2 separate regions of the Homo sapiens genome follow, and region 2 is linked to region 1. A link is a contact called in ENCODE Hi-C or POLR2A ChIA-PET data. All regions are on one chromosome and are shown on one strand. Each heading gives the region's core, a stretch centred on a gene start or an enhancer-like site at or near the end of the contact. The rest is flanking DNA. Distances are from core to core; before and after follow the strand shown. Region 1 overlaps DLGAP4-AS1 (DLGAP4 antisense RNA 1). Region 2 overlaps SAMHD1 (SAM and HD domain containing deoxynucleoside triphosphate triphosphohydrolase 1).

What was found. A loop is a pair of places that touch in the nucleus more often than their neighbours do. ChIA-PET counts read pairs that join two places held with the same protein, here RNA polymerase II (POLR2A). Pooled maps may share reads with other maps.
Region 2: a map of natural killer cell shows a loop between it and region 1 (2.8-fold over the local background). The contact joins two enhancer-like sites. A Hi-C loop is called at or near these places in 1 of 168 maps with a recorded cell type or tissue (natural killer cell) and 1 of 50 pooled maps. POLR2A ChIA-PET finds 5 or more read pairs at or near these places in 3 of 52 experiments (WTC11, activated CD4-positive, alpha-beta T cell and activated naive CD4-positive, alpha-beta T cell).

The regions. Positions count from the first base shown.
Region 1 is chr20:36,562,061-36,568,361 of GRCh38, reverse strand. All of the region lies in intron 2 of DLGAP4-AS1 (DLGAP4 antisense RNA 1), which reads left to right. Among named protein-coding and RNA genes, the nearest start is that of DLGAP4-AS1, 8.1 kb to the left of the region's middle. RefSeq lists an enhancer at 5,187-5,752. Within about 2 kb of position 3,846, at least 2 of the 41 ENCODE cell types and tissues checked have a DNase peak (open chromatin) inside an H3K27ac peak, as active enhancers do.
Region 2 is chr20:36,935,659-36,942,103 of GRCh38, reverse strand. SAMHD1 (SAM and HD domain containing deoxynucleoside triphosphate triphosphohydrolase 1) reads left to right here. Exons shown (of 16, transcript NM_015474.4): 3 at 993-1,065. Among named protein-coding and RNA genes, the nearest start is that of SAMHD1, 13 kb to the left of the region's middle. Within about 2 kb of position 2,144, at least 9 of the 41 ENCODE cell types and tissues checked have a DNase peak (open chromatin) inside an H3K27ac peak, as active enhancers do.

The sequences.
Region 1 (6,301 bases), core at 2,597-5,096:
TCTGTACTAAAAAGAAAAAAAAAATACAAAAATAAATAAAGAAAAAGGTGCTATTTCAGTGAACACAGTAATAAGAAAGGGAACAGCCTTATTGCTGATATGGAGAAAATTTGAGTGGTCTAGATAGATGATCAGACCAGCGACAACGTTCCCTTAAACCAAAGCCTAATCCAGAGCATAAGCCCTAACTGTCTTCAATTCTCTGAAGGCTGAGAGAGCTGAGGAAGCTGCTGAAGAAAAGTTGGAAGCTATCAGGCTTCAGTAGGCTTTTTTTTTTCTTTTTTTTTTTTTTTTTGAGACGGAGTCTTGCTCTGTCGCCCAGGCTGGAGTATAGAGGCATGATCTTGACTCACCACAACCTCTGCCTCCCGGTTTAGGCGATTCTCCTGCCTCAGCCTCCCGAGTAGCTGGGATTATAGGCGCAGGCTACCACGCCCAGCTAATTTTTCGTATTTTTAGTAGAGATGGGGTTTCACCATGTTAGCCAGGCTGGTCTCGAACTCCTGACCTCAAGTGATCTGCCCACCTCGGCCTCCCGAAGTGTTGGGATTACAGGCGTGAGCCACTGCACCCGGCCAATTTCTGTATTTTTAGTAGAGATGGCGTTCCACCATGTTGCCCAGCCTGGTTTCAAATTCCTGACCTCAGGTGATCCGCCTGCCTTGGCCTCCCAAAATGTTGGGATTACAGGTGTGAGCCACTGTGCCTGGCCTGGAATTTCTTTGATGAGAGCTATGCCTTGACAGTCTCATTTTTCCATTGTACTAGAAGGTCTGGGGCCCTGGGAGCTAGTGCGGCATGAAGGCCTGAGTGGGCTCTGTGCCTTGCTGACAGTGTTCCCAAGCTGAGTGGAGGAAGACTAAGGGTCTGGATATCCTCAACACTGAGTACATGAATTTCTGTGTAACCCTTCTGTTGTTGCTGTCTTCTCCTCTCCTGTGCCTGGTGTTCATCTGTCCAGGACCTTCTGTATTCTTTGGATAATAAATTTCTGATCTCTTGTCGGGTCTAGGTTGCAGCCTTCATAGGATCTAGGAGTCCACTGCTTTTTTTTCTTTTTTCTTTTTCTGAGACAGAGTCTCGCTGTGGTGCAATCTCTGCTCACTGCAACATCCGCCTCTCAGGTTCCCGTGATTCTCATGTCTCAGCCTCCCAAGTAGCTGAGATTACAGGCGCCCGCCACCACACCTAGCTAATTTTTGCATTTTTAGTAGAGACATGGTTTCGCTGTGTTGCCCAAGCTGGTCTTGAACTCCTGAGCTCAAGTGATCCACCTGCCTCGGCCTCCCAAAGTGTTGGGATTAAAGAATAGAGATAAGGGAGGCACAGAGGGGCTAAGTAACACCTGAGGTTATAAAACTGGTCATTGGAGGAGGTAGGATTTTATTCCTGAAAGGTTAATGGTAATATTATCGTCTCCATTTCTGACTCTAGTAATTTCAAGTCTTTTTTCTTTTTTTCTTGGTCAGTCTAGCTGAGGGTTTGTCAGTTGCTTTGACTTTTTTCAAAGAACCAACTTTTGGTTTTATCAATTTTCTCTATTGTTTTTCTGTTCTCTATTTCATTCATTTCTGCCCCAGCATTTATTGTTTCTTTCCTTTTGCTTACTCCTGCTTTTGCTCTTCTTTTCTAATTTTTCTGGTATCTTAAAGTGGAAGGTTAGATTATTGATTTACAATCTATATTTATTTATTTACTTTTTTCTTTTCTTTTGAGACAGAGTCTAGCTCTGTCCCCCAGGCTGGAGTGCAGTGGCGCAATCTAGGCTCACTGCAAGTTCCGCCGCCATGGTTCACGCCATTCTCCTGCCTCAGCCTCCCGAGTAGCTGGGACTACAGGCACCCGCCACCACACCTGGCTAATTTTTTGTATTTTTAGTAGAGACGGGGTTTCACCGTGTTAGCCAGGATGGTCTCAATCTCCTGACCTCGTGATCCGCCTGCCTCAGCCTCCCAAAGTGCTGGGATTACAGGCGTGAGCCACCGTGCCCGGCCTACAATCTTCATTTTTTTTTTAAATAGGCACATATGGGCCAGGTGTGGTGGCTCATGCCTGTAATCCCAGCATTTTGGGAGGCCGAGGTTGGGCGGATCACCTGAGGTCAGGAGTTCAAGACCAGCCTGGCCAACATAGTGAAACCTCGCCTCTAAAAATAGAAAATTAGCTGGGCATGGTAGCACATGCCTGTAATCCCAGCTACTCAGGAGGCTGAGGCAGGAGAATCGCTGAAACCTGAGAGGCAGAGGTTGCAGTGAGCCCAGCCTGCGCCATTGCACTCCAGCCTGGGTGACAGAGCAAGACTTTGTCTCAAAAAAAAATTAATAAATAAAAAATAATAAAAAAAATAGGCACATATGGCCAGGCATGGTGGCTCATACCAGCACTTTGGGAGGCTGAGACGCGGGTCGCTTGAGCTCAGGGGTTTGAGACCAGCCTGGGCAATGTAACAAGACCCCATCCCTACGAAAAATAAAAAATTAAGCCAGGTGTTGGTGGCTTTTGCCTGTAGTTTCAGCCATTCCAAAGGCTGAGGTGGGAGGATTGTTTGAGCCCAGGGGTGTGAGGCTGCAGTGAACCCTGATTGCATGACTGCACTCCAGTGTGGGCAATAAAGCGAGACACTGTCTCAAAGGAATAAAAAGGCATTGATAGCTATGAATTTTCCTTCAAGCACTGCTTTAGCTGCATTTCATAAGTTTTAAGCCTTTTTATTCATTTCATAATATTTTCTAATTCCCCTTTGGATTTCTTCTTCGAATCATTCATTATTTAGAGTATGTTGTTTAATTTCCACATATTTCACATATTTGTGAGTTTCCCATGTTTCCCAAATTTCTAATTTCATTATAGTGTCCTCAGAGAACACACTTTGTATTATTTGAGTCCTTTTAAATTAATTGAGGTTTGTTTTATGACCTAGCATATGGTCTTTCCTGGAGAATGTACCATGTCCACTTAAGAATAATGTGGCCCTGGCATGGTGGCTTATGCCTGTAATCCCGGCACTTTGGGTGGCTCAGGTGGGAGGATCCCTTTAGCCCAGGAGTTGGAGACCAACCTGGACAACGTAGTGAGACCCCATCTCTACAAAAAATAAAAAAATTAGCTTGGGTGGGGCATGCCTATACTCCAAGCTACTTGGGAGGCTGAAGTGGGAGATCACCTGAGCCTGGGAAGTTGAGGCTGCGGTGAGCTGTGATCACGCTTCTCCACTCCAGCCTGGTTGACAGAGCAAGATCCCATCTCAAAAAAATGAAAAAAGAAGAAAGAATGGTATTCTGTGGTTGTAGGGTGCCGTGTTCTGTAGATGGGTGTTAGGTCTACGTGGTTGGTAGTGTTCTGTGGTTGTGGGGTGCAGTGTTCTGTAGATGGGTGTTAGGTCTATGTGGTGGGTAGTGTTGTATTCTGTGGTTGTAGGGTGTGGTGTTCTGTAGACGGGTGTTAGGTCTAGGTGGTGGGTAGTGTTGTATTCTGTGGTTGTGGGGTGCAGTGTTCTGTAGACGGGCGTTAGGTCTAGGTGGTGGGTAGTGTTGTATTCTGTGGTTATGGGGTGCAGTGTTCTGTAGACGGGTGTTAGGTCTAGGTGGTGGGTAGTGTTGTATTCTGTGGTTGTAGGGTGCAGTGTTCTTTAGATGGGCGTTAGGTCTAGGTGGTGGGTAGTGTTGTATTCTGTGGTTGTAGGGTGCAGTGTTCTTTAGATGGGCGTTAGGTCTAGGTGGTGGGTAGTGTTGTATTCTGTGGTTGTGGGGTGCAGTGTTCTGTAGACGGGCGTTAGGTCTAGGTGGTGGGTAGTGTTGTATTCTGTGGTTATAGGGTGCAGTGTTCTGTAGACGGGTGTTAGGTCTAGGTGGTGGGTAGTGTTGTATTCTGTGGTTGTAGGGTGCAGTGTTTAGATGGGCGTTAGGTCTAGGTGGTGGGTAGTGTTGTATTCTGTGGTTGTAGGGTGCAGTGTTCTTTAGATGGGCGTTAGGTCTAGGTGGTGGGTAGTGTTGTATTCTGTGGTTGTGGGGTGCAGTGTTCTGTAGATGGGTGTTAGGTCTAGGTGGTGGGTAGTGTTGTATTCTGTGGTCGTGGGGTGCGGTGTTCTGTGGACGGGCGTTAGGTCTAGGTGGTGTAGGGTGCAGTGTTCTGTAGATCGGTGTTAGGTCTGGGTGGTTGGTAGTGTTGTCGTGTGTTCAAGTCTTCTGTTTCCCTATTGATCTTCTGCCTACTTGTTCTATCTGTTATTGAAAGTGGGAATTGAAGTCCAACTATGACTGTTGAGTTGTTTCCTCCCTTCATTTCTGTCAGCCTTTGTTTCCTGTATTTTGGTGCTCTGCTGTTTCCGTATATGTTTAAAACTTTACCTGTTTCTGATGGAATGACCTTTTTAAAATTATAAAATATCCTGCTTTAGTAGGAAATAGTATCTTAGACCCAGACAATCTTGACTCTTGAGCCTGTGCTCTTATGCCCATCCCAACTGCCCTGTCCCTGAAGGTGTGTCCTCTGGTATTTCTCCACCTCCTATATCCTCATTCATTTTGGATTCATCTAAGTGATCTTTGTCAACTTGGTCTTCCTGCTCTGGATCTTGATAAGACCAGTTGAAATTTTATTCCATACTCTGAGGAAGTCCTCAGCCCTTTGCCAGATGCCTGTAGATTCCTAGTAGTTCCCATTCTCCATCATCTTGGCCTCTGGGGCCTGCTTGCCTACAGCCTACCCTGGTGCTGTGTAGTTGCTATGGCTTGAATGTGCCCCATGAGCAAAGTTCATGCGTTGTAAACTTAATCCCCAATGCAATAGTGTTGAGAGATGGGACCTCTAAGAGGCTCTGCCCTCATGAATGGATTAATGCTCTTACCACAGGAGTGGATTCCTGATAAAATGTGAGTTCAGCACTCTCTTGCCTTCTGTCCTGTGTACTCTCTCACCATGTGAGGCCTTCCACCATGTGATGAGGCAGCAAGAAGGCCCTCACCAGATGCAGTTCCTTGATCTTGGACTTCCCACCCTCCAAAACTGTGAGCCAAATAAACTTCTGTTCATTATAAGTTACCAGTCTCAGGTATTCTGTCATAGAAGCACAAAATGGACTAAGTTGATAGTTTCCACAGTTCAGTCTTTCCCCTTCATCTCTGCCAGGCTCCCCTTAGACTCTGCAGTCACCAAACCTTGGTAACTCCGCAGTCACCAAACCTTGGTAACACAAGTGAATTGAGCCCTTTAGTGCTGGAGGGTGAGACGAAAGGCACACTTGACAGAAACACAGAGGTCAGTTTCCATGTTCTCCATCCTTGGGCATCCTCTGGGCCCTGGCTTTGCAGAGTTTGACTTGGCCCACCAGTACCCAGCCTCCTGTCACTATCCAGCTCCTGGCTCTGGTCTCCTCTTCAGTCCGTTTCCCAGCCCTCCTTCCCTCTCCCCTTTCCTCTCTGGAGCAAAAACACTTCTCTCCCTCTGCCTCCTGCAGAGCCATTTAATGGCTGCTTTCGTTGTCTTTGTTTCTTTGGCCCCCAAGTGTCAGGCTCTAACTGTCTTCCTTGGTTAAGCCCAGAGTAATTTAGTAAGAGGGATATGGAGGCAGTTAGATAGGAAAATTTCCCACCTGGCTTCCCATGCTGGCTTTTTTTTTTGAGACAGGGTCTCACTGTGTCACCCAGGCTGGAGTGCAGTGGTGTGATCTCAGCTCACAGCAACCTATATCTCCCAGGTTCAAGAGATTCTCACCTCAGCCTCCCGAGTAACTGGGATTACAGGTGTGTACCATCATGCCCGGCTAATTTCATGCTGGCTTTCTTGTTGCAACTTTCTACTGTGGTTGGGTGAAATATTTTATTTATTTATTAAAGACAGGGTCTGACTCTGTCACCCAGGCTGGAGTGCAGTGGCGTGATCAAGGCTCACTGCAACCTCCGCCACCTGGGCTCAAGCAATCCTCCTGCCTCAGCTGCAGGAGTAGCTGGGACTACTGTTGGCATTTCCTGGACATTGTGGTGATTGGTGGGAGAATATATATATATTTTTTGAGATGAGTCTTCCTATGTTGTCCAGGCTGGTCTTGAACTCCTGAGCTCAAGTGATTCTCGTGCCTCAGCCTCCTGAGGAGCTAGGATTACAGGCAGGAGCCATCACACCTGTCAGGAGCAGCATATTTGAAGTCAGGACTTTTCCAGAAGAATATCAGAGATTTGTGATTCTCAGGGAATTATCAAACTGAGGCCCAGGCAGAGCTCACAGCAAGTCAGTGGTGGAGCCAGTTCCTCAGGCCCCTGCCCTGGGATGTATCTTGACTTCGGTGAGCCCTGAGGTGGGTATA
Region 2 (6,445 bases), core at 895-3,394, 380 kb before region 1:
ATGTCAGTTTAGGAAAATATTAAGTGGTCACGGGGTTAGTTTAGGTTTGATATTTTATGCTATGACTCCGGTTTTGCTCAACTATGTGACTCCCCTTAAACTAAGTCCACCTATAAGTACTTCTGAAAGCCTGGCTTTACACTGTGCTTGTTATGTCAAACTGATGAGGAGGATAGGGGAATAGGAAAACACGAAATTTGCTGCTTTAATTTATCAGCTGTAATAATGCTTCTGTGTATCCCAAGATATTATTCTTAAGTGTTCTTATTACCATGGGTTCAGTGTGTACCATAGAGGCCAATGTAGTGCCTCTGACTCCCAGTCTATGTATGACTTGTAGAAAGATACTTTTTTTTCAATCTGGTTATCTAGTAGATCAGTAAAACCCTTTGCCTGCACTCTCTGTTGACACCCAGCCAGGAGGGAGGATGATATGCTGGGCCCAACTAGTAATTGTAAATGAAGCAGGATAATGAATCACAGGACTTCGAGCTGCTCAAATTTAATTCCCATTATGTATTTTCTTGAAACTGGAGCATTGTGAGGGAGTACTGACAATGGAAAATGAATATAAATAAAGTTAAAGCCTTCATATGTATTTCATTCATGCTTGAGTCATACCTGGTGCTCATAAATCAATCCAGGATTATGAGGGTAGATGTTGACTTCAGTTTGGTTAAAAGGAAGTACAGTTTGAGCATTGAGTAGACATGGAGATGTGGAGTTTTTCAAGTCTTAAATTTACCAAGAGAGAGGAGGGTCAAGGACAGAAGGCTGTGGGAGGCCTATATTGATTCAGCAGGAGAGTTCCCTATCTTAACAGCAAAGGAAGGAGAGAGTTTCTAGGAGGGGTATGTTTGAATTATTGATTGTTCCTTCCAATCTAACTTCTGTTAGTGTAGATAATATAAAGTTTATTATGTCTACTATATACTGCAGGGATTATTATTAAGCAAATAATGATAGACTTGCTTATCCTATTGTAATTTTAGTTCCTTGGGGGAGAGGAAGAAGCTGCTTAGTTATATCCAGCGATTGGTTCAAATCCACGTTGATACAATGAAGGTAAGAGGATCTGAGTTTGTTATGTTTTTTGAATATAAAGTGATATAACTCAATTATGTAAAATTCATTTTGAAGAGAATAGGAGGAAATCTGCTTCTCAGTGATAGAATTGTGAGTAGTGGATCTTTTCTAAACTTTCTGCACTTTCTAAAATGAGCACAGAGTATTTAAATCAGAAGAAGAACTAAAATATGTTTAAGCATACAGAAAAGCATAAGTAGACCACTACCCAACTTGTCAAATATTAATATTTTGCCTAATTTGCTTCAAGTCTGTTATTTTTAGAGCAAAATATTAGAAACTATTGAAGACCTCCTTTGTACATTCTTTTTTTTTTAATGAAATGTGGTCTTGCTCTGTCATCTAGGCTGGAGTACAGTGGTGCAATCTCAGCTCACTCCAACCTCCGTCTCCCTGGCTCAAGTGATCCTTCCATCTCAGCCACCCCAGTAGCTTGGACTATGGGTGCATGCCACCACACCTGGCTAATTTTTGTATTTTTTATAAAGACGGGGTCTTCCTGTGTTGCTCAGGCTGGTCTCAAACTCCTGGGCTCAAGAGATTGACCTGCCTTGGCCTCCCAAAGTGCTAAGATTACAGATGTGAGCCCCCACGCCTGGCCCTGTTTCTATTTATTATGTTTCTATCCTTTTCTCCCTAGAAGTAATAAGCATCTTCCTGAATTTGATGTTTATCATTGTCATGAATGGTTTTTACTCTTATTGCATATTTATGTATATCCATAAACAATGTATAGTATTGTTTTACATATTTTTAAACTTTATTTTTTTGAGACAGAGCCTGGCCTTTTTTTTTTTTTTTTCCTCTTTTTGAGATGTAATCTCTCTCTGTCACCCAGGTTGGGGCTCAGTGGCACTATCTTGTCTCACTGCAACCTCTGCCTCTCAGGATCAAGTGATTCTCCTGCCTCAGCCTCCCAAGTAGCTGGGATTACAGGCATACACCACCACACCCGGCTAATGTTTTTGCATTTTTAGTAGAGTTGGGGTTTCATCATGTTGGCCAGGCTGGTGTCAAACTCCTGACCTCAAGTGATCCACCCACCTCGTCCTGCCAAAGTGCTGGGACTACAGGCATGAGCCACTGCGCCCAGCCAGAATGTGCATTTTTCACAAGCTCTTCAGAGTGATTCTAAAACCATACTTGATGAAATGTTTCTTGTTTTGTTAGTGACAGGAAATAGACCTTATTTACTCTTTTGACATTCCTAGGTTAAGAAAACTTAGTTTCAGACCTGGGAGAAGATGTAGGATATCTTCTTTTTTTGTACTTTTTTGCCCGATCATCATTTGCATTTTTCACTTTTTTTAAAAAATAGATGTAATGTATAGTATTTGAGTTATTTCAGATCCCTCTCTATAAGAATACATATTTTAATTTTGCTTTTGCAAGTTATAGACTTCTTTTCTTTCTTTCTTTTTTTGAGATGGAGTCTTGCTCTGTTGTCTAGGCTGGAGTGCAGTGGCACAATCTGGCTTACTGCAACCTCTGCCTCCCAGTTTCAAGTGATTCTTTTGTCTCAGCCTCCCAGGTAGCTGGGACTACAGGTGCACACCACCATGCCCAGCTAGTTTTTGTATTTTTTTTAGTAAAGACAGGGTTCCGCCATATTGGTCAGGCTGGTCTCGAACTCCTGACCTCATGTGATCCGTCTGCCTTGGCCTCCCAAAGTGTTGGGATTACAGGCATGAGCCAACACGTCTGGCCTACCCGGTTATTTTCTTTTTCTTTTCTTTTCTTTTTTTTTTTTTTTTTTTTTTTTTTGAGAGGGAGTCTCGCTCTGTTGCCCAGGCTGGAGTGCAGTGGCATGGTATCAGCTCACTGCAACCTCTGCCTCCCAGATTCAAGCAGTTCTCCTGCCTCAGCCTCCTGAGTAGCTGGGATTACAGGCACCTGCCACCACGCCCAGTTAATTTTTTTTTTTTTTTTTTTTTTTTTTTTTGGTATTTTTAGTAGAGGCAAGGTTTCACCAGGTTGGCCAGGCTGGTCTTGAACTCCTGACCTCATGATCTGCCCACCTTGGCCTCCCAAAGTGCTGGGATTACAGGCGTGAGCCACCAGCCCGTTCTAGGCTTATTTTCTATTGAAAATCACATCTGAAAAAATTTAATGAACATTTTTGGTTCAACTATATAATAATGTTTTGTTGTTGTTTTGTTTTGTTTTGTTTTTGAGATGGAGTCTTGCTCTGTCTCCCAGGCTGGAGTGCAGTGGTGCAATCTCGGCTCACTGCAACTTCCAAATCCCAGGTTCAAGTGATTCTCCTGCCTCAGCCTAAATCAGCTTCCTGAGTAGCTGGGACTACAGGCGCATGCCACCATGCCCAGCTAATTTTTTGTATTTTTAGTAGAGATGGGGTTTCACCGCGTTAGCTAGGATGGTCTCGATCTCCTGACCTCATAATCCACCCGCCTCAGCCTCTCAAAGTGCTGGGATTACAGGCACGTGCCACCGTGCCTGTCCCTGTTTTGTTGTTTTGAGAGGGAGTTTCACTCGGTTGCCCAGGCTGGAGTGCAGTGGCGTGATCTCAGCTCACTGCAACCTCCGCCTCCCGGGTTCAAGCAATTCTCCTGCCTCAGCCTCCTGAGTAGCTGGGATTACCAGTGCATGCCACCACACCCGGCTAATTTTTGTATTTTTAGTAGAGACGGGGTTTCACCATGTTGGCCAGGCTGGCCTCGAACTCCTGACCTCGTGATCTGCCTGCCTCGGCCTTCCAAAGTTTTGGGATTACAGGCATGAGCCACCGTGCCCAGCCAATAATATATTTTTGAGGTAATATTTAAGGCAGTCAGTGGTTTCAATTGCCCACTTTTATTCTTTCTATTTTTCTGTAAAAAGAACATTGTTGGCTGGGTATGGTGGCTCACACCCGTAATCCCAGCACTTTGGGAGACTGAGGTAGGTGGATCACTTGAGCCCTTAAGTTCAAAGACCAGCCTGGGCAACATGGTGAAACTCCATCTACAAACAATAGAAAACAATAGAAAAATTAGCTGGGTGTGGTAGTGCACACCTGTAGTCCCAGCTACTTGGGAAGCTGATATAGGAAAATCACCTGAACCTGGGGAGGTGGAGGCTTCAGTGAGCCATGATCACGCCGCTGCACTCCAGCCTGGGCAACAGAGTGAGACCCTGTCTCAAAAAAAAAAAAAAACAAACCAACATTGTTTAACCTCATTTATAAATTATAAATGACAGTTGTTGGAAATAGATTTTCAAACTACTGAATCACGGCTTAGTAATGAAATCAATACCTTAAATGAATTTAACTTCATCAGCAATGCAGTTCAACAAGAATTGACCTAGTTTGCTACTCAGTTGCAGACCTCAAGGATTTCTACCCTAATTTCATACCTACCTAACTTGATACTTAAAACATAAATGCTTTATTGAGATATAATTCACAAGTTGTATGATTCACTCATTTTTAGTATGCAAGACAGTGCTTTTTAGAAAGTTCACAGTGTTGTTCAATCACACACAATTTGATTTGAGTTGTAAGAGCTCTTTATATGTTCTGGATGTAAATCCTTATGGGAGATATGATACACAAATATTTTTTCCCAGTCTGTGGGTTGTCTTTTTACTTTTTTGATGGTGTTCTTTGGATCACAAAAGTTTTAAGTTTTTATGTAATCCAATTTATATTTTTTTTGTTCATTTGTGTCTTGTACTTTTAGTGTCATATTTAAGAAACCATTGCCGAACCCAAGGTCACCATGGTTTGTTCTTGACACAGTGTTCTTTATGCTAAATTTAGTTCAGTTGGCCTCTGAAGCTGAGATTGTGTAATGGTGAAGAGGGAGTGCAGTGTTTGACATAATGAGGACTAATTTTTCAAATGTATCAATGAATCTTTTTTTTTTTTTTTTTTGAGATAGAGTCTCACTCTGTTGCCCAAGCTGGAGTGCAGTGGCACAATCTCAGCTCACTGCAACCTTTGCCTCCTGGGTTCAAGCGATTCTCCTGCCTCAGCCTCCTGAGTAGCTGGGATAACAGACGCCCACCACCACGCCCAGCTAATTTTTGTATTTTTAGTAGAGACGGGATTTCATCATGTTGGTCAGGCTGGTCGTGAACTCCTGATCTCAGGTGATCCACCCGCCTTGGCCTCCCAAAGTGCTGGCATTACAAGCATGAGCCACCATGCCCTGCCAGAAACCCCATCTCTACCAAAAAAAGAAAAATTAGCCAGGCGTGGTATAGTTCCAGCTACTTGGGAGGCTGAGGTGGGAGGATCGCTTGAACTTGGGAGGCAGAGGTTACAATGAGCCCTGATTGTACTCCAGCTTATGTGATAGAGCTAGACTCTGTCTCAAAAAACAAACAAACAAAAAAGACAGTTATTACAACCTGAAAAATTTACAGTGAAGGCTTTTAGGTCCTTAAATGGTTTAAAAGTAGATTTTAGCCAGGCGCGGTGGCTCATGCCTGTAATTCCAGCACTTCGGGAGGCTGAGGCGGGCGGACACGAGGTCAGCCTGGGCAATATAGCAAGACTTTGTCTCCACAAAGAATAAAAATAAATTAGCTAGGAATGGTGGTACATGCCTGTAGTCCCAGCTATTTGGGAGGCTGAGGCAGGAGGATCCCTGGAGCCTAGGAGTTTGAGGCTACAGTAAGCTATGATTGTGCCTGTGAATAGCCAACGCACTGCAGCCTGGTGAGAAAGCGAGACCCTATCTCTAAGAAAAACAAAACAAAAAGAACACACACACATAAACACATTGTTCAGCTGTACAAAATTATTTTCTTGCTTTTTTTCTTCTTTTTTTGAGACAGAGTTTCTCTCTGTCGCCCAGGCTGAAGTGTTGTGGCACAATAGTAGGTTACTGCAGCCTTGATCCCCTGGGGCTCAAGGGATCTTCCTACCTCAGCCTCTAGAGTACCCGGGACTACAGATGTGCGCCACTGCATTTTTGTTTTTAAAGATGGGGTCTCACTATGTTGCCTAGACTAGTCTCAAACTCTTGGCCTCCCAAAGTGCTGGGATTACAGATGTGAGCACCTGCACTCGGACCTGCATGATTTCTTATCTATATGGTAGAGGAATTTCCATCTTTCTTTCTTTCCCTGCCTCCCTTCTTTCTTTTCTGTTTTAATGATGAGTGCTGTATAGATACATTTAGAAAAAAAAAAATTTAGGCCGGGCACGGTGGCTCACGCCTGTAATCCCAACACTTTGGGAGGCCGAGGTGGGCGGATCACTTGAGGTCAGGAGTTCGCGGCCAGCCTGGCCAACATAGTGAAACCCCATCTCTACTCAAAATACAAAAATTAGCTGGGCATAGTGGCACACCCCTGTAGTCCCAGCTACTCAGGAGGCTGAGGCAGGAGAATAGCTTGAACTTGGGAG